Linked DNA regions of Homo sapiens: region 2 is linked to region 1. The links are chromatin contacts, found by Hi-C in ENCODE. All regions are on one chromosome and are shown on one strand. Each heading gives the region's core, a stretch centred on a gene start or an enhancer-like site at or near the end of the contact. The rest is flanking DNA. Distances are from core to core; before and after follow the strand shown.

The links. Hi-C counts contacts between places; a loop is a spot of excess contacts on that map. Pooled maps may share reads with other maps.
Region 2: a map of HCT116 shows a loop between it and region 1 (2.0-fold over the local background). The contact joins the promoter of MID1 here to the enhancer-like site in region 1. A Hi-C loop is called at or near these places in 2 of 168 maps with a recorded cell type or tissue (HCT116 and posterior cingulate gyrus) and 5 of 50 pooled maps.

Annotation. Positions count from the first base shown.
Region 1 is chrX:10,237,474-10,241,491 of GRCh38, reverse strand. CLCN4 (chloride voltage-gated channel 4) reads right to left here. Exons shown (of 13, transcript NM_001830.4): 13 at 3,832-4,018. Among named protein-coding and RNA genes, the nearest start is that of CLCN4, 83 kb to the right of the region's middle. Within about 2 kb of position 1,736, at least 2 of the 41 ENCODE cell types and tissues checked have a DNase peak (open chromatin) inside an H3K27ac peak, as active enhancers do.
Region 2 is chrX:10,618,538-10,622,555 of GRCh38, reverse strand. It overlaps MID1 (midline 1), which reads left to right and starts at 1,971. Exons shown (of 10, transcript NM_000381.4): 1 at 1,971-2,266. LOC124905245 (a long non-coding RNA gene) reads right to left here and starts at 2,855. Exons shown (of 2, transcript XR_007068391.1): 1 at 2,716-2,855; 2 at 1-2,409.

The DNA.
Region 1 (4,018 bases), core at 487-2,986:
TAAACCACTCAGCAGCCATTCCTAGAAATGTCTTTCTGGGGAGAGGCTAAAGTTTGAGAAATGTAAGAAAAGGAAACCTGTTTCATCAAAAGGGAGCTAGCCCGCCCCAATTTCCACTTGGGTTCGTATCAACTGGAAACAGGTGGAAGCCCTGAGAGAGTGAGTGTGTGTGAAATGAACATGGAGTTCTGCAGAAGGAAGGAATGTTCTACCAGCGAGCATCCCCTGGATCCAACCTGTTAGGAGCCTGTGGGACGAGAATTTATGGATGTGTTTTCAATTTCTCTGAGAGAGTCTGTTTGGATTGAGGAAGGCTGTTTCATCTTTGAAATATGTGTTCCATAACAAGCGCTGGAATCACACATCAATTGCTCCCTTCGTTCTGTGAGCCAAGCCCTGACTAAAGGGGTTTGGAAATCCCCACAAGGTGCTCTCTGCTTATTGCTCATTCAGAAAGAAAAAACATGTCTTTAATGAAATGCAATGTTGAGGAACAGCCAGAAATAGATGCTCCCTATCTGCCTTCACATATGGTAGCTTCTTTCTGGCCAATTGACCACCAATGAACTGGGGAAGAGCTTTAACAATGGGCAGTCCAGGCACCCCGTGCTCAGCTGAAGCACACTGGTCCTGATGGAAATTGATGGAGATGGACGTTTCTAGTCCTTTCTCAACCCATGAAAGCCCAGGAAACCCATGCATGACCCAGACTTTTATTTGCAAGGCCATCCTGGTTAGCTCTAGCTAAGCCTCCAGAATTAAAACTGATGGGCTGTCACTTTTCAGACAAATTCTATTTGTTCATTCTCCCCCTCTGGTTTTTAACAACATCATGGTGACCGGAAATGTCCAAGGCCCACAAAACGCTGTTCTTTCATGAGTTTTACTAACAGACTCATTTCTACATTAACACCATGCTGGAGAGATTTTTCTTTGTCTGGAAGTGCAGAGGGTATTGAGTTTTAGGTTGCCTGAAAATAAGCAAGCTATACACTTTCTTGTGTTCCATGAATTCTTGCTCCAAATTTCAAAGTAATCAATTCATAGTTCAGTATCCATGCATACTGATGCTTTTCTGCTCTTCAAGCCAATATAAAGGTACAGAGAAATGGAATTTTCTACCAAGTAGCTTCCTTTCTATAATTTCCCATTAATTTGGAGACAGATTTTTTTTTCTAAATATATCCCTTAAGAGATCTGAGTTGTTGCTTTGTTTTGTTTTGTTTTTTGGAAAAATGACTGCAGGGACTGGGAAAAAAGCATTTGGCTAGTCTGATCTGCGTTTACTTTCTGTGGCCTTATAATTAAACTAAAGTGTTATATGTCCTTTAACAACACACAATTAATTGAAGTATTTCCAACTAAAGCTACTGAGCTTTAGATGATAATGTCTACCATTTGCCTGGTCATATTCCATGCCAAGTACTGTACAGCAATTACCTCATTTAATTCTCACAGCCATGCTGCTGTGGCAAGAGCAGTAGCTCACTCTACAGAGATGAGGAAACTCAGGCTCAGAGAAGTTCAGTCCCTTTGACAATGGCACACGGAGCCAGGACTCAATGGAGCCGGAACTCAAGTGCAGTCCTATCGGCCTGTGACATTGGTGTGACTCCCTGAAAACTCAATATTGAAATTCTGTTGGAAGAATATTCTGGCTGGGTGCGGTGACTCATGCCTGTAATCCCAGCCCTTTGGGAGGCCGAGGCGGGTGAATCACTTGAGGTCAGAAATTCGAGACCAGCCTGGCCAACATGGTGAAACCCTGTCTCTACCAAAAATATGGAAAATTAGCCGGGCGTGATGGTATGCAGCTGTAATCCTAGTTACTAAGGAGGATGAGACAGGAGAATCGCTTGAACCCAGGAGGCGGAGACTGCAGTGAGCCAAGATCATGCCACCACACTCCAGCCTGGGTGACAGGGTGAGACTCCATCTCAAAAAAAAAAAAAAAAAAAAAAAAAAAAAAAAAAAAAAAGATTCTCCTGTTTGCTTTTAGGATATCATGAGACCACAAAAGTTTCCAGGCATGGCTTTAAATGCCACCGATATGCCAATGGCTTGATTTATATCTCAAAACTTAATGATTCCACTGAGCTCCAAACTTGAATGTCTAAGAGACATCTCTCATGTAGCATTTCCAAAAGGGAGCTCCTCACCTAGTCTAGCCCATCTCAGTAAGTGGCAACTTGGTTGTACCATTTTATAACCAGTCCATCAGCAAATCTGTTGGCTCTACCTTGGAAATACAGTTTGCCCTCTGTATCCATGGATTCTGCATCTGTGGATTCAACTGTGGATTGAAAATATTCAGGAAAAAAAATGGATGGTTGCATCTGTACTGAACATGTACAGACTTTTTTCTTGTCACTATTCCATAGACAATGCAGTGTAACAACTATTTACATAGCATTACATTGAACTAGGTATTCTAAGTAATCTAGAGAACGTTTAAAGCAGACAGGAGGATGTACGTGGGCCATATGCAAATAATACAACATTTTATATAAGGGGCTTAAGCGTCATGGATTTTGGAATCTATGGGGGGTCCTGAAAGCAATCCCCCACAGATACTGAGGGGCAACTGTATAACTGGAATTCAAGAATTTTTCTGGGGCAAGCCCCCATCATCACTCACCTATTTGCAATAGACCCTTTTTTTTTTTTTGAAATGGAGTCTCGCTCTGTTGCCCAGGCTGGAGTGCAGTGGCACGATCTCAGCTCACTGTAACCTCTGCCTCCCAGGTTCAAGCGATTCTTCTGCCTCAGCCTCCCGAGTAGCTGGGATTACAGGCGCCTGCCACCACACCTGGCTTGTTTTTGTATTTTTTTAGTAGAGACAGGGTTTCGCCATGTTGGCCAGGCTCGTCTCAAACTCCTGACCTCAAGTGATCTGCCTGCCTTGGCCTCCCAAAGTGCTGGGATTACAGGCATGAGCCACCGCACCTGGCGTATCTGCAATAGACTCCTAACCGGAGCCCTGGCTTCCAGTCTTGCTGTCCAACAGCCAGAATGGTTTGTGGACAACACAAGTCAAATCATGTCACTCCTCTGAATTCCAGAACTTTACCTGGTCCTTCAAGACCCTGAAGCATCTGCTGTGTCTACCCTCCTCCCAAAGGGAAAACAAACCCAACTTCAAATACCCCCACTCCCATCCCAAGGCTGCAGCCATCCACCCCTGGTGGGCCCCCAGCAGGCTAGGCCCATTTCCACCTCAGGACATTTGCACTTGCTGTCCCCTCTGCTGAGGATACCCTTTCCCCAGCTGTACCCCCAGCTGGTCCCCTCCCCTAACCAGTGGGGACTCCTCTAACCACCCATATTAAATAGCACCTCTTCTAGGTCAAGGATCTGTGGGCATCCTTTGTTCCTTTCTTTTCTTTCTTTCAAATTTTCTGTAAAGTAGAAAGTTTTCACAAAAAAAAAGAAAAAATACTTGTGGGAAAAGACATAATTCAACCCTTGTGGTTCCCAAAGTAATAAAGGGAAAATTTGCTCCTGAAAGAAAGGATGAAAGAATGAATGAATGTTAGACCATTACCCAAGCCGTACTCCCCAGCCTTCACACAGGGCAAGCACAGATGGCCTGAGGACAGTGTTCCTACCCAATCCTTGGAAACTGATAGCCTCAGTCTGAATTTTCATTTGGTCACCGCCCACCCAGCCAAGAACAAGGAATTTTAAAGCTGACTAAATGGACTTCACAATCTGTGTGCCCGTCTTAAGATGGCTCTTTAACTTTACTGGATAGTTCTACCAAGTCATGGGGACCAGGTTTCCAGAGGTTCTACTGCGTAGAAACACACTGTGAAATCAGTATCTCTTCCATTTACATGTTTGTTGCAGACTCTGTGCTTGTTTTATTTTTAAAAATAGAGTTCAGACATTTAATATTTAATAAGGTGTCAACGTTTACACAGAGTGTTACAATAAAAAAAAACCAACACGTTGCTATGTGGTCGTTCCAACACCAAATGTGAATATATCTCATCAAAGTCGCACGTAGGCTCATTCC
Region 2 (4,018 bases), core at 722-3,221, 380 kb before region 1:
AAGGGTATTTTGCTTTAAGGGCATAGAAGATGGAAGGGATTAATTTTTCTTGGGGCATTTGGGGAAATCACGAATGAGTGGTGACATTTGAGATTGTTGGATAGTTGGTGAGTGAGTCAAAGGAGAATAAAAATGGAAGGAACATTAAAAGGGCTCAGTCCTTGAGAGAGGAAATCCCAGCTCATATTTACCTTTGAGGTGATGAAAGCAGAAGGCAGACGCAGTTGTAGCTTCTACTGAAGGTGATAAACAGATGTGCCATGGGATTAAGCTCCAGTATTTAATGGCAGGAGCCCTGGGTAGCTTCCTGTGTCCTGTGGCTGGGGCATACCTAGGGCTGGGATAGACGCAATATTTCTCAAAGTAAATCAGAGTCCTTTGTCAGTGGGATAAAATGCTGATTCTCAGGCTCCTCAGCAAACCTACTGAATCAGATTATTTTGGTGCAGGGGCCTGGAGATTTGCATTTTTAACAATCTCCCCAGAGGTTTCCTTGCACCCTCAAGTTTAAGAACCACCCTTTCAAAGCGTGATTTCATCACCCAGGAGACATTTGGTAATGTCTGGAGACATTATTGGTCATCACGATTGTGGGGGTGCTACTGGCATCTAGTGTGCAGAATCCAGGGATGCTGCTACACATCTTACAGTGCACAGGACAGCCCTCACGACAAAGAATTATCCTGCCCAAAATGTCAATAGTGCTGAGATTGAGAAATCCTGAACTCCATCATATGAAGGGCTCTCAAGGAAAAGTACAAGAAGTGGACTGAAGTCAGTTTGTGTCACTAGGTGGCTCCTTAGGCTACTCAGGCAGGGGGCTAGCGTTATGGGCTTCCAGGCCCAGTTATCGGACCACCAAATTTTCACAGAACTGGGCAGAGCTCACATGTATTGAACCCATGCAGCTGACACTCCTGAAGCCACCAATGCATTATTTGCTAAGTAATTTTTTTTCCTCTGATACCAACACATTTAAAATCTTTATTGAATTATCGTCACAAAATTGCGGTCATTTCTTGGGGGAAAATATGCCATTAGTTCTACACAAAGTACTCTTTGCTCAACTTGCACTTTCTTGAAATCCAGAAGGTAGATTTACATTAAAATCATGTTGGCTAAGAGTTGAAAAAAGTTATTGCTTATATGGAGTTAAGAAAGCAAACTTTGGAAATTTTTTTTGGTCTGAGTTTGTTTCTAAGAAGCCAACTACTTCTCCAGCTCTCCTGCAATCCTGCCAAGGTGATGTCCAGCTTGTCCCTGTTAATAAGTTCAACAGATCAACCCTGTAGGGAAGCCAAACCATAGAGAAAGGTGGATGCACTAAATTTTTTTTTTTCTGAACAAAATGTCAGTGTGTATTGTTCTATGACAATAGTGTTATTTGAAATTATGCCTCGGGCCTTCAGTAGGTAAAGATTCTTGTTCATTTGCTGCATTTCAAAAAAATTGTGTGCACGTTCCCATTAAGATTTATTTTTCTTAAATTGAATATACAGTTAATCTATATGCAGATGAGGTAGGTAACACCCTCCTTTCTGGATTGTTCGTTTTAGTTAAGGTGTTACTCATAACAATTTGGTTTCCTTTCCAGTCTTTTGCAAAAGTAGGGCTTCAGTGCAAGATATCCTTTTAAAAATACCCTTGGGTCCTGAGTGTTGAACTTTTCTGGCTGAAATAATTTTGCACCTTCCAAATGTTTTAATGCTGTTAGGGAGCTCTTAAAATGCAAGGATTTAAGGCCCTTAGCTAGTTAAGCTTTTAGCAGAACTAGAGCTGTTAGATAAGAATAGAACTCATCCTTTACTTTTGGAGCTTTGGACATTGTTTCCAGCTGCTTCCAGTCATTTGAATCCCGAAAGCGCCCCTAATCCTCGCGGAGGCAGCCTTTCTGGCTCCCAGGACCCACCCCCTTGCTTCTGATTGGCGAAGCTCCTCCGCGGCCCAAGCCAGCCACCTACAACGTCTCTGAGAACTGATTTGAAATAAGAGCCAGGCGGTCCTCGCTTCCCTGCGACCGACTTTTCATAGGCTGGGGGAGAAAAGGTTGAGAAACTTGACATTGTCTCGAGCAGAGTGCGTGTAGCAACAGATCAAAGAAAAAGAGGACGAAAACGTGCTCTTTGCTGCCCGTAGATTTCGCCGGGTTGCTTTTGTCTTGCGGGCTCCTGTCGGGTTCGGTGTTTCCGCTCTGAAGACTGCGACGCGGGCTCCGATGCAGCTCGCTCCCTGCCGGATGGGTCATGGGATTCTAAACATGAGGCAGGTAAGCTCAGGCGGTTGCGCTGGCGGCGGAGGGGGCGGGCGCCGCCCGGGACCCCTGCGACGTGTTACTGCGGAGAGCTTGCTGGGTTAGCAGGCGCCTGGCCGTAGTCGATGCGTTTGGCGGAAAGACGGGGCTGCATTTTCCTAAGACAACCAAAGAAGCACATTTTACCTGAGCCACCCCGGTCTGGTCCTCGCCACCCGCCCCCACTTTTGCCTCTAATTGTGGTTGATGTCAGGCAGTCGTTGTAAAGGGCTTACAAGCAGTTTGTAGAATATATGTAAATCAATTCCAGTTTGCGGCCGCTGGAATGTATCGTGCAGGATGTATCTCGAGCTTTTAGTGCCTCTACCCTATGCTTTGGGCTAGAATAAAGACAGCTGAATGTCCTGAAAAAGAATTTCACGGGGCCTCTTATCTCATTTTGGTTTCGCATTCTGAGCACTTACTGTGTTTCTGGCGGAGAAGGCGGAACCAGCTTGAAATGAGCACAGACAGTCCTTCCAGAAAAATGCAAATTTGTTTTTCTGTTCTAGCAGTTTGGAAACTGTATTGCTTCTGGACGTGAGAAGGCAGCCCTGAAAGTAGTGAGCGGAGAAAGGGCTGGGGGATTACTTAAATGAGTCTTTGAAAAGAATTCTAAACCAACAGCTTCTTCTGTGGCTCTGGGGCATGATGATAAAATTCCTTATCAGTCCAGGAAGAGGTTTATAGCTTTGCTGTTAAGCAAGAAAAGGAAAGAAAAAGTGGATGTAGGAAGCCAAGGAGAGGGTGTGATTTACAACTCAATCAAAGTTATGGAAGAATTTTATGTCAATATTTAAATATCAAGAACAATACTCATATAAGGAGAAAACAAGGCTGGAAAAACATGCCAATAGGCTTGGAAGGGCAGGGATTTCAAGAGGAATGCTATTGCTTTTACCAGCTCTGAATAAATCTGGATGGGAAAGTTAGCATCTGTATCGCAACCGGAAAAGCTCTTCACTTTTTCTTCTAAGTGGGTTGGGTGCTCGCCACCCTGCACACTTTGGGGGAAGTGAGCTTTCCATTTAAGAGCGCAGGGGAGGGGTTTCGAACTTTCTGTCCCTTTCCCACAGCCTTGGGAGATGAAGCAGAGCCCCCTTCGAATGGTCAGCGCAAACCCTCCGCCTTCTTGCCCCCTCGCTTGTTCGCTCAGCAAGCAGGCTTGGCAAGTTTCAGTGAGTGCAGAAAAACACTTGCGGAGGAGCAAGTGCCGTCTGCTTGCAATGAATTGCCCTTGCCTTGGTAGGGACTGTGGGGAGGACGTCTTTAAGTTCTGCAAACTCACAGTCCAACCTCATACTTTTAATGTCTACTAAAGTGGGATGAGGAAAAGGAAGGAGAAGGGTAATTGGAAAGGATTGAAAAGGAAAAAGAGGAACGCAAAACATTTTTGACAAAGGTCCTTAGCTGGAACAAAGAAGTTATTTGATCCTGTGCAGAGCCACCTGTCCTCTCCTCGGTGGTGTCTGAGCTCAATTTCCAGAATCCCTGTTCCCACACAATTCCTCAGGAACCATGGCAGTCTCCGTGCCTTATGCCTAAGGTTTGCTTCCCCCAGCTTGGAATGGTTTTTCCCATGCCTAGTTTGTTGTGGCATTTACGTGAAGTTGGAAAACAGCCCAGTATTGAAATTTTAGGGGTACAAGTACACATATAGTGAACTCCTTAGTTATTTAATGAATGGGCAACTTTTCATCTCACAGCTACGTATGTCTACTAATTTTT